Linked DNA regions of Homo sapiens: region 2 is linked to region 1. A link is an interaction called in ENCODE POLR2A ChIA-PET data of the cell type or tissue named here. Cell type or tissue: B cell. All regions are shown on one strand. Each heading gives the region's core, and the rest is flanking DNA. Links, peaks and the distances in the headings are about the cores only. Region 1 has its middle 23 kb from the start of TMEM131L. Region 2 overlaps TMEM131L (transmembrane 131 like).

Region 1 (7,675 bases), core at 2,045-4,544:
AAAGTGCTGGGATTCCAGGCATTAGCCACCGTGCCCAGGCTGGTCTCACCTTAAAAGCAACCGCCCAGATGAAGAAAAGCATTGCTTTCTTCAGTTCCTTATAGTTGAAACAGTATGACAGTAGGATAAACAATGGAGATGTTAAACTACGTTTTCCAGAGCAGACCTGATTTCAAATACCCTGAGCCATTGTCATACCTCATGTCAGGCAGTTGATTTGCTTATTCAGAAAACGTCCAAACTATCAATGGAGACTAAATGGAGGAGAAGTTACCCAAGCACCCCAAGAATAAGATGCGCCTCGAGACCATCTTAGTGCTCACTCGTGCCCCTCCCAACACGGTTCCTTTAACGTTGGTCCTTGATGAATATTTGTTGACTGAATAAATGAGTGGGGGATGGCCAGGTGCGGTGGCTCACGCCTGTAATTCCAGCACTTTGGGAGGCCGAGGCGGGTGGATCACCTGAGGTCAGAAGTTCAAGACCAGCCTGGCCAACATGATGAAACCCCATCTCTACTAAAAATACAAAAAATTAACTGGGTGCGGTGGTGGGCTCCTGTAGTCCCAGCTACTCAGGAGGCTGAGGCAGGAGAATCGCTTGAACCCAGGAGGTGGAGGTTGCAGTGAGCTGAGATCGTGCCACTGCACTCCAGTTTGGGCAACAAAAGTGAAACTCCATCTCAAAAAAAAAAAAGAGTGGGGGATGGACAGGTTTTAGAGACATAACAGCCCCTGGTAAGCAGAGTGACCCAAAAGGGGAAGCAGGGGCAAGTTCGGCAAGTTAGAGTGAGAGTAATTTTTGACCTAACGCAGGTGGGGAAGAAAATGAAAACCTGAATAGGTTTGAATTTGATCATATCGTGCTGGCTGTGACAACCCTAAATGATTTACAAATGGCTCATTAAAAAAAAAAAAAAAAAAAAAAAGTGTATCATCCGAATCCTCAACAAGAAAAAAAAGGAGCAAGAAAAAAGAATTCTCTTTTGTCCCTCCTACCCACATCTTTGCATGCCTGTCACCCCTCATGGATGCCATCCTCACTGTTCAGCGTCCTGTCCCCCTGATGCCCCATGGCTCTCACTTTACACTGATACAGCCAAACGTATCAGGAAGAACCAAATGTCTTCCTCCAAACTACACTTTGTCCTAAAACTATTCCTTTTAAAAACACACTTCAAATAAAGTTTTCAGTTCCTCAGAGTTGGGAAACTGTTCGATTGCCTTGTTATATGCATACTTAAGCCATACTCATCAGGTACTTAGTGATCAATACGTGTCTCCAATTACTTGATTAAAATACTGTAAGTCTGAATGACTGATAGGCTTCATTCTCCCAGGGAACATCTATGTTTTCTAAATTTCATTAGCCTAAATGAATCTAATTGATAAAATATATTAGGACCCTTCTGTGACAATTGTGGGCAATGTTCTCTGTCTACTGTCAGGCTGGAAATAGAGCTGTCAGTGACTTGGTATCCCAGTTTTATCCTGTTATAGTCTGTGGGAAGCCATTGTACATCAGTAGGGGAAAAGGCATAATACAAACATTTTAGAAAGTTTACTAGAGCAGGCCGGGTGCGGTGGCTCACTCCCATAATCCCAGCACTTTGGGAGGCCAAAGTGGGTGAATCACCTGAGGTCAGGAGTTCGAGACCAGCCTGGCCAACATGGTGAAACCCTGTCTCTACTAAAAATACAAAAAAAAGAAAAAATTAGCCTGGTGTGGTGGCACGCGCCTGTTAATTCCAGCTACTTGGCTCAGGAGGCTGAGGCAGGAGAATTGCTTGAACCTGGGAGGTGGAGGTTGCAATGAGCCGAGATTGTGCCACTGCACTCCAGAGTGGGAGACAGTGCAAGACTCTGTCTCAAAAAAAAAAAAAAAAAAAAAGAAAGAAAGAAAAAACAAAGTTTACTAGAGCAGTAAAGTTTAGTCTAGAGTTCCAGGAGGACTCTACCAGGTGATTTCTACTGCTGCTGGTCCTGGTGCTCATTGCCATTTAGGCTGAGTCCAGTGGAGGAAAGTAGGTAGATTCTGAGCTTAGTGATCCTGAGGAGTGCTACCTGGTTCTGAAACATGCACCAAACACTTAGGATGTACTAGGGGTTGGGGATACAAAGTAAGTGAGATAGAAAAAGGGTGATCAAGTCTACCTGAGGGGAGCACAGAAGAGAGGGTGACCAACTCTGCCTGAGGGAATAGAGGCGACAAGTAACCAAGTCTACTTTGAGAAAATGTAGACAAGAAGGTCATCCACTCCACTTGAGAAAGCTGCAGAAGGCTTCACCAAATAGAAAGGACTGAGCCTCACAGCACTTGCCATCTTGTTCTCATGTAGTTATAAAATCTTTTTGCCGGGCGCAGTGGCTCACGCCTGTAATCCCAACACTTTGGGAGGCCAAGGTGGGTGGGTCACCTGAGGTCAGGAGTTCAAGACCAGCCTGGCCATACAAAAATTAGCTGGGTGTGGTAGTACATGCCTGTAATCCCAGCTACTAGAGAGGCTGAGGCAGGAGTATTGCTTGAACCCAGGGGGCGGATGTTGCAGTGAGCTGAGATCACGCCACTGCCGTCCAGCCTGGGTGACAGAATGAGACTCTGTCTCAAAAAAAAAATAAATAAAATAAAATAAAATCTTTTTATAAATCTGGCTTTACTACTCTGCTGCTCCTTGAGGGCAGAGATTGCTTGTTCCAAGGTTTAGGGTAGATTAATGTACTACTTGGTATAGCATAATCATTGCTATAATTACTATTTTTAAATTTATTATTTACGTATTTATTTTTAGAGACATGGTTTCCCTATGTTGCCCAGGCTGGCCTTGAACTCTTGGGGGCTCAAGTGATCCTCCCACCTTAGCCTTCCAAGTATCTGGGACTATAGGAGTGAGCCACTGTGCCCAGCTGTAATTATTTTTGAAAGAGTTGACATCTTTTGTCTTGAAAGATGAGTAGAAATGCATAGGAAAGAAAGGATAAGGTAGCACATGTGGAGAGAGAACACCATAGCAAAATCACGGAGTTGGGAAATCCAGTGTGGTTGTTAGGAACACAATTAATTCATTTCTGGGGTTTGGAGTGACTGGGGGATAGGGATTGGAATAGAGGAATGCTAGAAGTGTGGCCAAGGATCAGTGTGAAGGGCCTTATAGGCTCTGCTAAGAATTTGGACTTCATTCTGCAACAGGAACCCATTCACAGTTTTAAAGCAGAGAATTAATTAGGTCAAATCTGTTTTAGAGGGATTACTGGCAGCAACATTGAGAGAGATAGGAGTGAAGGGAGGTTAGAGGCAACAGTCGGCAGTCCTTTTGTGAGTGGGGAGTGGAGGGACAGACATTTGAGAGAAAATTCAGAGTAGCACTCTTAGGATTAAGAGAATAGAAGGAGTTGAAGATTACATCAAGTTTTTAGTTTGAATTTGAACATTTGAGCATATAAGAAGAGAAGCAAGAAGGGGGAAGGAAGGAGAGATGATTAATTCAATTTTGAATACTTTGAGTTTGAGGAGCCTGCACATTCCAGGGAGAGCCATTGTATATGCAGCTGGTAGCCTGGAGGACAGGTTGGGGCCAGAGATACAGTTTGGGCTGCCGTAGTTGGAACCATTTGATTGGGTGAGGAACCCAGAGAGATCACATGGAGAGAGAAGAGAAACAGTCAAGCCCAGGGGAAACTGAGATTCCCTCCGTTCTTTTTGAAAGTTCAATGTCTTTCTCCCTTTTATAGAAATTATCTAAAAACCAACAACAGATCACAGTAAGTAGAAATGCCAATTTTTACCCCCAGAAATTCTTTAACTTCTGGCACTCTAAGAGGTGAGCTGGCACTTTCAGATTCAGGAGTGCTTGTCTGGGAGTTGACAGCTGTGTAACTTTAGGTAATGCAAGGCCTTTGGTGGAGTCAGCTCATTCAGGAGTCTACCAACAGCTCTTGAAATGTCTGCACATGAATCCCCAGGTGCAGGAGCCAGCCCAGCGCAGAGGGAGAAGCTTGAGTCAGAGCATCAACACAATGGAACTTTCAACATCCCTGTTCTTTTTTTCTTTTCCGTTGAAGTGGAGTTTTGCTCTGTTGCCCAGGCTGGAGTGCAGTGGCACGATCTCCGCTCACCACAACCTCCACTTCCCGGGTTCAAGTGATTCTCCTGCCTCAGCCTCCTGAGTAGCTGGGACTGCAGGCGCCTGCCACCATGCCCAGCTAATTTTTGTATTTTTAGTAGAGACGGGATTTCACTATGTTCAAGGCCAGGCTGGTCTTGAACTCCTGACCACGTGATCTGCCTGCCTCAGCCTCCCAAAGTGCTGGGATTACAGACGTGAGCCACCTTGCCCAGCCTCAACATCCCTTTTCTTATTCGCTATCTTGAAATATCTGAAGACTTTGTGATGGCAAGTGGTTCAAGCATTTTCTGGTGGTGACCACTGCGGGGAACCACAGGCCAGGTGAATGAGAGAGGCCTCTCTATCCATTCCTCTCTCATCTCATCTTCTGTACTCTCGGCCTCATCCTGCACTAGTCACACTGGCCTCATACAAGTCACTCTCCTGCCACAAAAGCCTCGGCTGTGCTCCACCTGGAGTGCTCTTCCTAGATAGCTGCAAGGTTAACTCCTGCCCAAATGTCATCTTTTTAATGAGGCCTACCTTGGCCTCTTTAGTTTAAATTGCATCTGTCCAGGCCAGGTGTGTTGGCTCATGCCTATAATCCCAGCACTTTGGGAGGCTGAAGTGGGCGTATCACCTGAGGTCAGGGGTTCGAGACCAGCCTGGCCAACATGGTGAAACCCCATCTCTACTAAAAATACAAAAATTAGCTGGGCATAGTGGCACATGCCTGTAGTCCCAGCTACTCAGGAGGCTGAGGCAGGAGAATCACTTGAACCCAGTAGGTGGAGGTTGCAGTGAGCCAAGATCACACCACTGCACCCCAGTCGGGCAACAGAGTGTGACTCCGGCTCAAAAATAAATAAATAAATAAATTGTATCTGTCCTTGTCTGCAACTTACACCACCACCAAGTAACCTCCTCCTTGAAGTTATGTGGGAGAAATTTCTCCAGCTCTTCTAAAAGGGGTTGTGAAAATACTCTCATCTCACAACCAGCTAGAGCAGACCTCTTTTCTTCCAGAGAGTTCCAACGTTCTGGCTTGGGACTCATGTCCATGAGTCCAATTTTTTTTTTTAATTATACTTTGAGTTCTAGGGTACATGTGCACAACGTGCAGGTTTGTTACATATGTATACATGTGCCATGTTGGTGTGCTGCACCCATTAACTCGTCATTTACATTAGGTATATCTCCTAATGCTTGTCCAATTGGTTTTTACAGTCAAATGCTGACCGTAATATCTGTTTACTAAAATAAATAGAAAAAACATGAGAGAACATTTCTCAAAAGGCCCTTTTAACATATAGACTTACTTCTTGATATTTAAGAAGAATCCACTTTTTTGCTATACAATTACACAGTTTAAACCTAGTGTTACAGCCATTGTTCATAATTTGACTTTTCAGTAAATGAAAACACCTATTATACCTAAAAAGACTTGAATTGGGCCAGGAGCGGTGGCTCATCCCTGTAATCTCAGCACTTTGGGAGGCTGAGGTGGGTGGATACCTGAGATCAGGAGTTCAAGACCAGCTGGGCCAACATGGCGAAACCCCCTCTCTACTAAAAATACAAAAATTAGCCGGACGTCGTGGCAGACGCCTGTAATCCCAGCTACTCGGGAGGCTGAGGCAGGAGAATTGCTTGAACCTGGGAGGCGGAGGTTGCAGTGGGCTGAGATCGCACCATTGCACTCTAGCCTGGGAGACAAGAGCGAAACTCTGTCTCAAAAAAAAAAAAAAAGACTTGAATTGTTCCTTCCTATAAAACCTTATGTATTACCACTCCTAAACAGATATAATTATACCTTTAAAAAATTATAGACTAGGCCGGGTGCAGTGGCTCACACATGTAATCCCAGGACTTTGGGAGGCCGAGGTCGGCAGATCATGAGGTCAGGAGTTCGAGACCAGCCTGACCAGCACAGTGAAACCCCCTCTCTACTAAAAATACAAAAATTAGCTGGGCATGGTGGCTTGTGCCTGTAATCCCAGCTACTAGGGAGGCTGAGGCAGGAGAATTGCTTGAACCCGGGAGGCAGAGATTGCAGTGAGCCGAGATTGCGCCACTGCACTCTAGCCTAGGCGACAGAGCGAGACTTCATCTCAAAAAAAAAAAAAAATTATAGAATAAGGTTAGAGTTCGTTTATTTTGATAATATATACTTCTTCTTCAAATATTATTATTTTCATTCTCTAAAGGTTTTATCAAGATCAAAGAGATCAACCTAGAAATAGACATTAAAATGTTTCAATGTCTCCATTTTTTCTATCAAAGAACTAAAGACCTGGAGAGCGTCAGTGGCCTGCCTGAAGTCACTCAACTGGTTGACCATAAGCTAATCCTGGGAGCCAGGCCATGTGAAGGCTACTAGAATCATATCTCTGTTATCCCAGACCACCTTCAAAATAGTTTGGGCGTAGTTGTTCTGTTAGCCAGATTGTATTTATTTATTAGCTAACACTAGCTAATAAATTTGGGGAAAATCAGACCAAGCCACTATTACAGCATAACACTAGCACTCTTACATATGTAATGAGATTTAATTTGAAAATATGCAGAACCCTCTTCTATAAATTTTGAGTGCATGCTCTGGCAGTTTACCCTCTGGCTTTAGCCAATTTATCATAAAGTATTAATTACCTCCGTGTTTCTGTGTGTGCGTATGTAGCTATTTCTTAGGATTAATGAGGAAGAGTTGGATCAAAAGGAATGGGCTTTGTATTCTCAAAAATGGCTGAGTGGAGTTTAAGGGTTCTCACTACAAAAAACAAGTATATGTGGTGACATCTGTGTTAATTCCCTTCATTTAGCCATTCCACAATGTATACATATTTCAAAACCTGTTGTACATGATAAATATATACAATTTTATGTCCATTTAAAATGATTAATTAGTGTTTTTAAAGGAATGAGCTAAATGTTCACCACATAAAGAAACATTAGAGACCTTGTGGAGTGAAATTATTGGAATGAAATAGTATCACCATGGGCACCAAATTGAGGCTCCTCAGACACTGTGGGACCAGGGACCTCTGAGAAGATTCCATCAACCTCCTGCTTCTCCTTAACATATTCTCGATGGCAGGTTGCTAGTGACATTTGGTCCCTCTCCTCCCCCTTTCCACTTCCAGTTCTCAAGTCACAAACATGAAGACAAGTTTTAGCCATGTTACTCTGTTAATCTACACACTTACTTCAAGGAAAGAATAAATTGATAGGCCAGGCACGGTGGCTCATGCCTCTAATCCCAACACTTTGGGAGGCCAAGGCAGGAGGACTCCTTCAGGCCTAGAGTTCAAGACCAGCCTGGGCAACATAGTGAGACCTCGTCCCTACTGAAAAAAAAAAAAAAATTAGCTGGGTGTGGTGGCACACACTTGTAGTTCCAGCTACTTGAGAGGCTGAGACTGGAGGATCATTTGAGGTCAGAAATTTGAAGCTGCAGTGAGCCATGATTGTGCTGCTCGCTGCACTCCAGCCTGGGCAAAAAAACAAGACCCTGTGTCTTAAAAAAAGGAAAAAAATAAATAAATTGATAGTAAACTCCAGTCTCCAATATGGAAT
Region 2 (7,675 bases), core at 1,783-4,282, 110 kb after region 1:
TTTAGTTGATAATATAAATAAGCTGAATTTATCATAACCTCATTGATTTTACATTCTGAGAGGGTGCTATAATTTTGTGAAAAATCTTTATTGTGAGGCTGAGCGCGGTGGCTCACACCTGTAATCCCAGCACTCTGGGAGCCCGGGCTGGGCGGATCACTTGAGCTCAGGAGTTCGAGACCAGCGTGGCCAACATGGCAAAACCCGTGACTCTAATAAAAATACAAAAATTAGCCGGACATGGTGGTGAGCATCTGTAATCCCAGTTACTTGGGAGGTTGAGGCACAAGAGTTGCTTGAGCCTGAGAGGCAGAGGTTGCAGTGAGCCAAGATCATCATGCCACCGAGTTCTAGCCTGGGCGACAGAGGGAGACTCTGTCTCAAAAAAAAGAGTCTTTATTGTGAAAAGAAATTTTGATTCAGGACCTACTTTAAAGAATATATGTTATAGATTGGTAGATAGAATAATAGTAGTAGTAAGTATAGCTATTAGGATAATAATTCCAGTTCATAGGTTCCTGGCTGTCTAAAATATTTACTCTTCAGTAACGTAAAAAAATCCTATAGTCGATGCACATGGGGGTATGTTTACAGTTGTCCCTCGTTATCCACATGGGATTGGATCCAGGACCCCCATGGATACCAAAAGCTAAGGATGCTCAAGTCCTTGGCATAGTATTTACACACAACCTCCCATATACTTTAGATTATCTCTAGAGGCCGGGCACGGTGGTTTATGCCTGTAATCCCAGCACTTTGGGAGACTGAGGCAGGAGGATCACTTGAGGCCAAGAGTTCAAGACCAGCCTGCGCAACACTGTGAGACCCTGTCTCCATAAAATTTTTTTTAAAAATTAGCTAAGCATGGTGGTGCACACCTGTACTTCCAGCTACTCATGAGGCTGAGGCAGGAGGATCACTTGAGTCCAGGAGTTCAAGGTTACTGTGAGCTATGATCATGCCACTGCACTCCAGCCTAGATGACAGAGTGAGACCTTGTCTCAAAAAAACAAAAACAAAAAAAACTCTAGTTTACTTATAATGACTAATATAGTGTAAATACTATGTAAATAGTTATACTGTATCTCTTTTTTCTTGTGTTGTTATTTTTTGTGTTTTTTTTTTTCCCTCAAACACTTTCAATCAAGGTTGGTTGAATCTGCAGATATGGAGAGCCAACTGTATATGATACACTTTTGTTAATTAGCAATATACATTAATCTCTGGTCCTAATAGTCGCATGCTGAGAGAATGCTGAAAGTCTTTGATTTGAAAGGATTTCTGATTTTTAGATGGAATCACCTTTGGAGGACTTAGTTACGTTTATATAATACTTTATGGTTCCCAAAGTGTAATCATGTCCGTTGTCATTTGAGTTTTATATCAGTCCAGTGAAGACAGGCATTATCTGAGTCTGTGTGTATCGTTTTCAAATATCTCTTTGTTTGAGCATGTACTACAAATGTGTTCATACATTTGTTGCTGAGAAGGAATGCCATTTGCTCAAGGTCATTTCACTACAAGTGGTAGAATAAATCTTCTGATTTCTAAGAGCACTCATAATGCTATTTTTCTTGTTAGTGAGATCTGGAATATGATTATGAGAATTAGTCATTTTGCTGAAGTTAAAAAAAAAAAAAACCTCAGAACAAACTTTAGCCTAAATTAGAACACATTTAAGATTAGTTGAGTTTTACCTTATGTCTGACAAATGGTCTAATATATAGACATTAGAGTAAAACTTTAGCCTGAGGGTTCTCCTCCTGATTTCTTCGCTGTCCCAGTTCAGCTTTTGCTATGGTTTATTTTGATGTTGGCCTCGAGCAAATCCCAACCCTCTTCATAGCTTTGATTTTCCTGGGGGGTTGTAAAATCGGGATCTTGTTACTCGGTTGCCTTCTGCCTACTTCTTAGGGCTTATGTGAAGGGTTAATATTCTGTTGGTCCTGAGATAAAAAGTGCTAATCATTCATAGAGATTTTAATCATTCTTTTGTAGTGTTAAATTAACAGAGTATCTTCCAGTTGTCACTAGTGAAGGAAATTTATATCCTCATAACACTTTTAAAAATAGAATCTAAAAAATAGAATAAAAATAGCAGTGGTGACTAGGCTTCAGCTGGCATTCTCTGTTAGGTCTGGAGAGATTTCTGGTGGTGCAGTCACTGGCTCTGTAGCATTGCTGTTTTGCATTCTTATTTTCTCATGTATTTCTCTGATAGACATTTGTATTCTTAGAAACCTTGTATTTCAATTATGTACATGGGATATAAAGCTTTGAGGATAAGTATTAATAACTTTGATGATTGATATTATTTACTTGAAACCCAAAACCTCAGAAGTCCTTATTTATTTAATTTTAATTGTGGGAAGAAAGGCAGATACAAGCCCACTGCTCTGAGGTAAGGCTTTTCTGAAGTGACCCTTTATGTGTATGGTAGTGTTGAACATTTTTTAAAAAAATGGTATTACTTAAGAACACTTTGAAAAATCAGGATTTTAATCACATTGATGTTGGTATTTTATTTGTAATGGGATGTGAAGAACTACGTTTTGAAATACACATTGGATATATTAAACCTTTCGTTAAGACTAGTGATTAAAAGGAAGGGTGAAAGCCAAAAGAAAAATTCCAAGGATTTGATGGTAGTAATACAGTATTTTGGAAATCTCATTGTATATAAGAGAAGCAACATCCATTTCATGTTTCCTAAAGGATACATTTTTAATATCAAAGATTTTACCTAATTTTACGGAATTCATTCATTATGCTGATATTTTTCCAATTTTATTCCAATTATAGATATAATTCATTCAGCTTAAATTAGAATATAATTTTATTTCTAGGCCATCCGAATGACAGCTGTATATTTGGCTCTCTCTGCCACTGAGGCTATTAAAACTGAAGAAATGACTTTAGTGAAATTTTTGCTGGCTCCCTGTTCATTGCAACATAATTGAACAAGACTGAATTTGGTCTTGAGCAGTAGGAATCAGAGTTAAGTGATTAGAGGGAGCATTGTAGGTGGCTCCAGGTAGGTGGGCCTGAGCCCAGCTCCTTTCCTCTTGGCAATTCCTTTATCAGAGCCGAGACATTGGAGGTGGAGAGTGCTGCTGAAAAGAATGGGTATCAAACCCTTCATGAATTAGTGTATTTGCCACGGAGCAGGGATTCTTACTCTGAGGTTTGTGGAAGGTTTTGAAGCTGTGTATGAAACTTTTCGTAAGTGTATGTTTGTGGAGGGAAGAGCCAGAGCTTTCATCAGAGTTTTTGGAAAGGCTCATAATTTAAATGGATGAGAACCTCTGCTGCAAAGTGCTGCCGGATTTTCAGTTTTCTCAAAAGAATAGCCTTTAGCCATAATTAAGTTTTCCTTTTCTAAGACCTAATAAAATAACATCTCTTTGTGAGCTGAAAATACATACCTCCCCAAAAAGTCTCTTTTACTCAGAAAACATAACCCTAAGAAAAATTGGGTTTTTCTGTGAGTACAGTTTCTTACCTAAACATATTTTCGTTTGTTTCAATATTTTCGAATGAATATTTCAGTGAATTTTCATTCATACTTTCATTGAATTATTCAACATATTTTCATTGAATTAGAGACCCAGGTCCGAGAAGTGCCAGTGAGTGCCTACATGTGTTTTGTTTTGTTTTTTTGCAAGCATTTTAATGGCCTAGATGGGTTAAATTTTTCTAACACTGAAACCAATGGAGTGCTACTGTGGGTTGGCCTAAGCCTTATAAAATAAAGTTGTTTTTTGTTTTATGACTTTTGACTGTTGTGAATTGAATGCTTTATTACCAACACGATTGGATAATTTAACTTTGTGATGAACAGCAACAGCTTTCTGGGTTTAAAAATCTGTGTGTATATATATAATAATACATATATATGTATGGTAATATTTATAACCACACAATACATTGATTTTTCTCTTTGTTTCTCCTCCTAGGTTCCTGGGACATCCTGTAGCAAAGATTCTCCATGCTTACAACCCTAGTAGGGACAGCGAGGTTGTGGTGAATTCAGTGTTTGCAGCTGCTGGACATTTCCATGTACCGCCAGTTCCCTGCAGGGTGGGTGTTGATGGACTCCTGGAAACTATGCCGTGGCAGGCAGCCAGGTTTTCTTGCTTTCTTTGGCCTGAAGTTTTTACTTTCTGCTCCCTGTCTCCCGCTTTTTCTGGTACCCAAACCTTTTCCTTCTGTGTGTTTACCTTAGCATTTACTTTTCCAGTTGCTCATTTTTATAATTTTGGTGGCTCTTGATATCTACTGGGGCCGGGGGGAGGTGGGGGGTTGGGGGAGAGTTTGAAGGCTCTCAGCTGTGTAGTAATGTATGTATATTTAACATGGCTCTATTGTGACTAAGGAAAGTTTATATTACTTGTCTTGAAATGACTCCAAATTCTGAGGCATTTAGTAACTAATACAAGTTTATGGTTGAGACCTCTTCCATCTCTCAAGCCTACTAGGAAAGTTAGGTCTCCTTTCTAAATCCAGAACTGCAAGGTATAGTGAATGGCTCCTTGTAAAGCTGATTGGCACCATAACACAGAGCTCAAACTTAGTCTTCTAATAGTTTTAATTTCAGTGGTCTTTAACATTTAGTGAAGATCCTAATTGCTAGTAGGCTTTTATTTATTTTGCTTACTATGTCTGCCTGATATTATGTACTTAAAAAAAAAACTAGGACTAAGGATATGTTGTAAGGGGAAGCCCAATATTTGGTTTATGACAGTCTGTCTGGGTAAACGTTGTTCCTGATTTTTATTACATATCAACATGTTTGCACGTTGGTTATTGTCTATATTTAAGTAGAGATAGAACTGTGTTAGCTAAAGACAGTTGGACCTGTGGAGGTGGAAGAGGAGGGGAAGGAAAGATGTGAGACTCACAGCTCCAGTCTGAAGCGAAAGGATTCATCCTAAGTTAGTGGTAATATTTGCTATATCTAAGAGCAGATAATTGGATGCTGATCAGTTTGGGGATTCTTAGGGATTCATAATACTGATAAGGGTGCACAATATACAAATGTCTGTTAACAGAAATTGTCAAAAAAAGAAAGTCTGTGAAAGACAGTTTATCAAAGGAGGCCATTCCAAGTGGCTGACTGGGGACCTTTCTTTCAGGTAATTCCAGCAATGGGGAAAACTTCCTTCAGAATTATTTTCTTACCTACTGAAGAAGGAAGCATTGAAAGTTCCTTATTTATTAATACCTCTTCGTATGGAGTCCTTTCCTATCATGTGAGTAACTTTTTCCTTTTGTCACAACTTTGGTTGGTGACTTAACTGTAGGGGTGTGTGTGTATATTTTTAAAAAGACTTTTGGAAATGTTGTCACCTGGTTTATGTCGTTAAAATACAAGACTGTTAGTGATGTTAAAATCATCAGCATTCACCCTTTTCTGCCTGACATGCCACAGTTGGCTGGCTTTCCTACTGATGACGGAGCTATAGTCCTACTGTGGGTCTTTGGAGGATACTAGAACAAAGCAAAGCAATCTGTCACACAGTTTCCCATCATAAAATACAGAAGGCTTTCAAAACTCATGGCTCTCACCTCACGGGCGTTCAGAAGGAGGTGCTCTAAGGACAGTCTCTAGTGATTTTGCCTACCTTCCCTCTTTGGCTCAGGAATATTTCTAATTAGGAGACATTGATTGTGTGCTTGGAGGCTGGTTCCAAGGGAGCTCACTATTCATATCAAGGTACCAGGAAGGGAGCTTGAAGAATCTTGTTGCTATTCTCAGAAATAGGAATCTTTACCTTAAATGGTACCTGATATGGCATTTAACAAGATCTGGCATCAAGTAATTTAAGTTCCAAGATCAGTAATTTTTGTGGTTATTTCTTACTGGATTCCATTAAAGAGGTCCCATATCAGAAGAGTTGCCTACTTGTGAACAGATTTGCTACAGTGAGGAACATTCAGCTTAAATACAGCATTCTAATCTGTTTCATTTTTTATTTTTTAGTTTTTGAGGCAGGGTCTCACTTTGTTGCCCAGGCTGGAGTGCAGTGGTGTGATCAGGCTGACTGCAGCCACCTCCCAGGCACAAGCGATTCTCCTGCCTCAGCCTCCCACCACTGCCTGGCTAATTTTTGTATTTTTAGCAGAAACAGGCTTTCACCATGTTGGCCAGGCTGGTCTCAAACTCCTGTCCTCAAATGATCCACCTCCCTGGGCCTCCCAAAGTGTTGGGATTACAGGCGTGAGCCACCGTGCTCAGCCAGCATTCTGCATTTCTGAAACATTCATTGTGTTTTTTGTAGACAAAGATAAATAAAATAATTGGATTAGTAGAGTCTTGAAGGCCATGCTGATGAATACAGATTTCCTTTGGAGACGTGCTTTAGCATTATGGCAAATGTGTTTTAAAACTCTTAACAGAGGAGCAATTCTCTCTCTTTTTCCGCAGGTATCTGGAATTGGCACTCGTAGAATCTCTACAGAAGGGTCTGCAAAGCAGCTACCAAATGCTTATTTTCTGCTTCCAAAGGTCCAGAGCATTCAGCTGTCTCAAATGCAGGTCATTTTAATAGATTTACTTTGAATGCTGGTGGCCACCAAACTTTGTAACCTTCTCAGAATTGGTTATTTTACTATTTTCTGCTTTTTGAAAAAATTATATAGAAGTAATATACATATATAAAATATCAGTGGATTCCACCTAACTTCTTTTTAATGGCTGTGGAGTTCACAGTGTTGATATTCCAGAGTTTGCTTAATCTTATTGTTGGTCTTTTGAAATGTTTCCTGTTTTTCACTGTTATTACCGTTAGGCCATATACCTATTTTATAAGTTTCTTTAATTTTCCTTCTGAATCCTCTGTTTCCTTGGGGCATGTTTCATAAAGAGGAGAGATTCTTTAGTTAAAGACTGTGAACGATTTTGTAGAGCTTGTTAAATCTTACCAGCTTGCTTTTCAGGGAGGCAGCCCCCATGGTCACAAGTAATAACAGGCCCCTAAGGATGTCCTGCTTTTAGCCCTGCCCGGATGGGGCTTGGTGGGAAGAACTATTTCTGATGTTATAGTAGATGTATAATGATAAGTTTAAATTCTTTTAATATACATTTCATGAATCATTTTATAGGGTTGGCTACTTTTTCCCTTTGATTATCCATATTTCCTTGTAACTGGATAATTTTATAATTGAGAAAAGCTCTTGAACCAATATATTATGAAACTTACCTCTTCTTTCTGATTGGTAAATAAAGAACATTGCTTAGAATTTGTAGTCAGTACCATTAGTACCTGGGGCTTTCATTCATTCAGCGGTTTTCCTGAGCCTCTGCTTTGTGCCAGGCCTTGGTCTAGAGTTTGTATCTGCGTAGAGCCTACATTCCAGTTGGGGAGAAGAACCAAATTAATTTACCTCTAGGATTATATCTGGAATCTTTATCACCAAGTACATAATTCTTAGGGATCTTAAATCATATTTTTATTTTTATAAAATGGAAAAGCCCCTCCTTGCAGAATTTTAAGGAAGACTTCTTTTAATTTGCAAATTTATATTTGGTTTAAATCCTAAAACCAGGGGGCATGTGTTGAAAGGTTTTAAGCAGGAGACTGATACTGATGTGCTGTGGCTTGCATTTTTGGAGGGCCAGATGCCTCATCAGTGGAGATCTAAATATTGGAATAGAGACAGGTATTCAGAATAC

What was found. ChIA-PET counts read pairs that join two places held together with the same protein. Peaks named below come from ENCODE experiments on the same cell type or tissue, not always from the same donor. Only the 100,000 strongest peaks of a DNase experiment are listed, where the experiment ranks them.
Region 2: POLR2A ChIA-PET joins it to region 1 with 10 read pairs; 6 of 35 experiments call an interaction of 5 or more read pairs at or near these places.

The regions. Positions count from the first base shown.
Region 1 is chr4:153,439,903-153,447,577 of GRCh38, forward strand. No RefSeq gene overlaps it. Among named protein-coding and RNA genes, the nearest start is that of TMEM131L, 23 kb to the right of the region's middle. In B cell, for the core only: no CTCF peak of the experiment used is centred there; no DNase peak of the experiment used is centred there.
Region 2 is chr4:153,551,831-153,559,505 of GRCh38, forward strand. It overlaps TMEM131L (transmembrane 131 like), which reads left to right. Exons shown (of 35, transcript NM_001131007.2): 5 at 3,957-4,080; 6 at 5,136-5,252; 7 at 6,428-6,538. Among named protein-coding and RNA genes, the nearest start is that of TMEM131L, 89 kb to the left of the region's middle. In B cell, for the core only: no CTCF peak of the experiment used is centred there; no DNase peak of the experiment used is centred there; H3K27ac peaks cover 984 bases.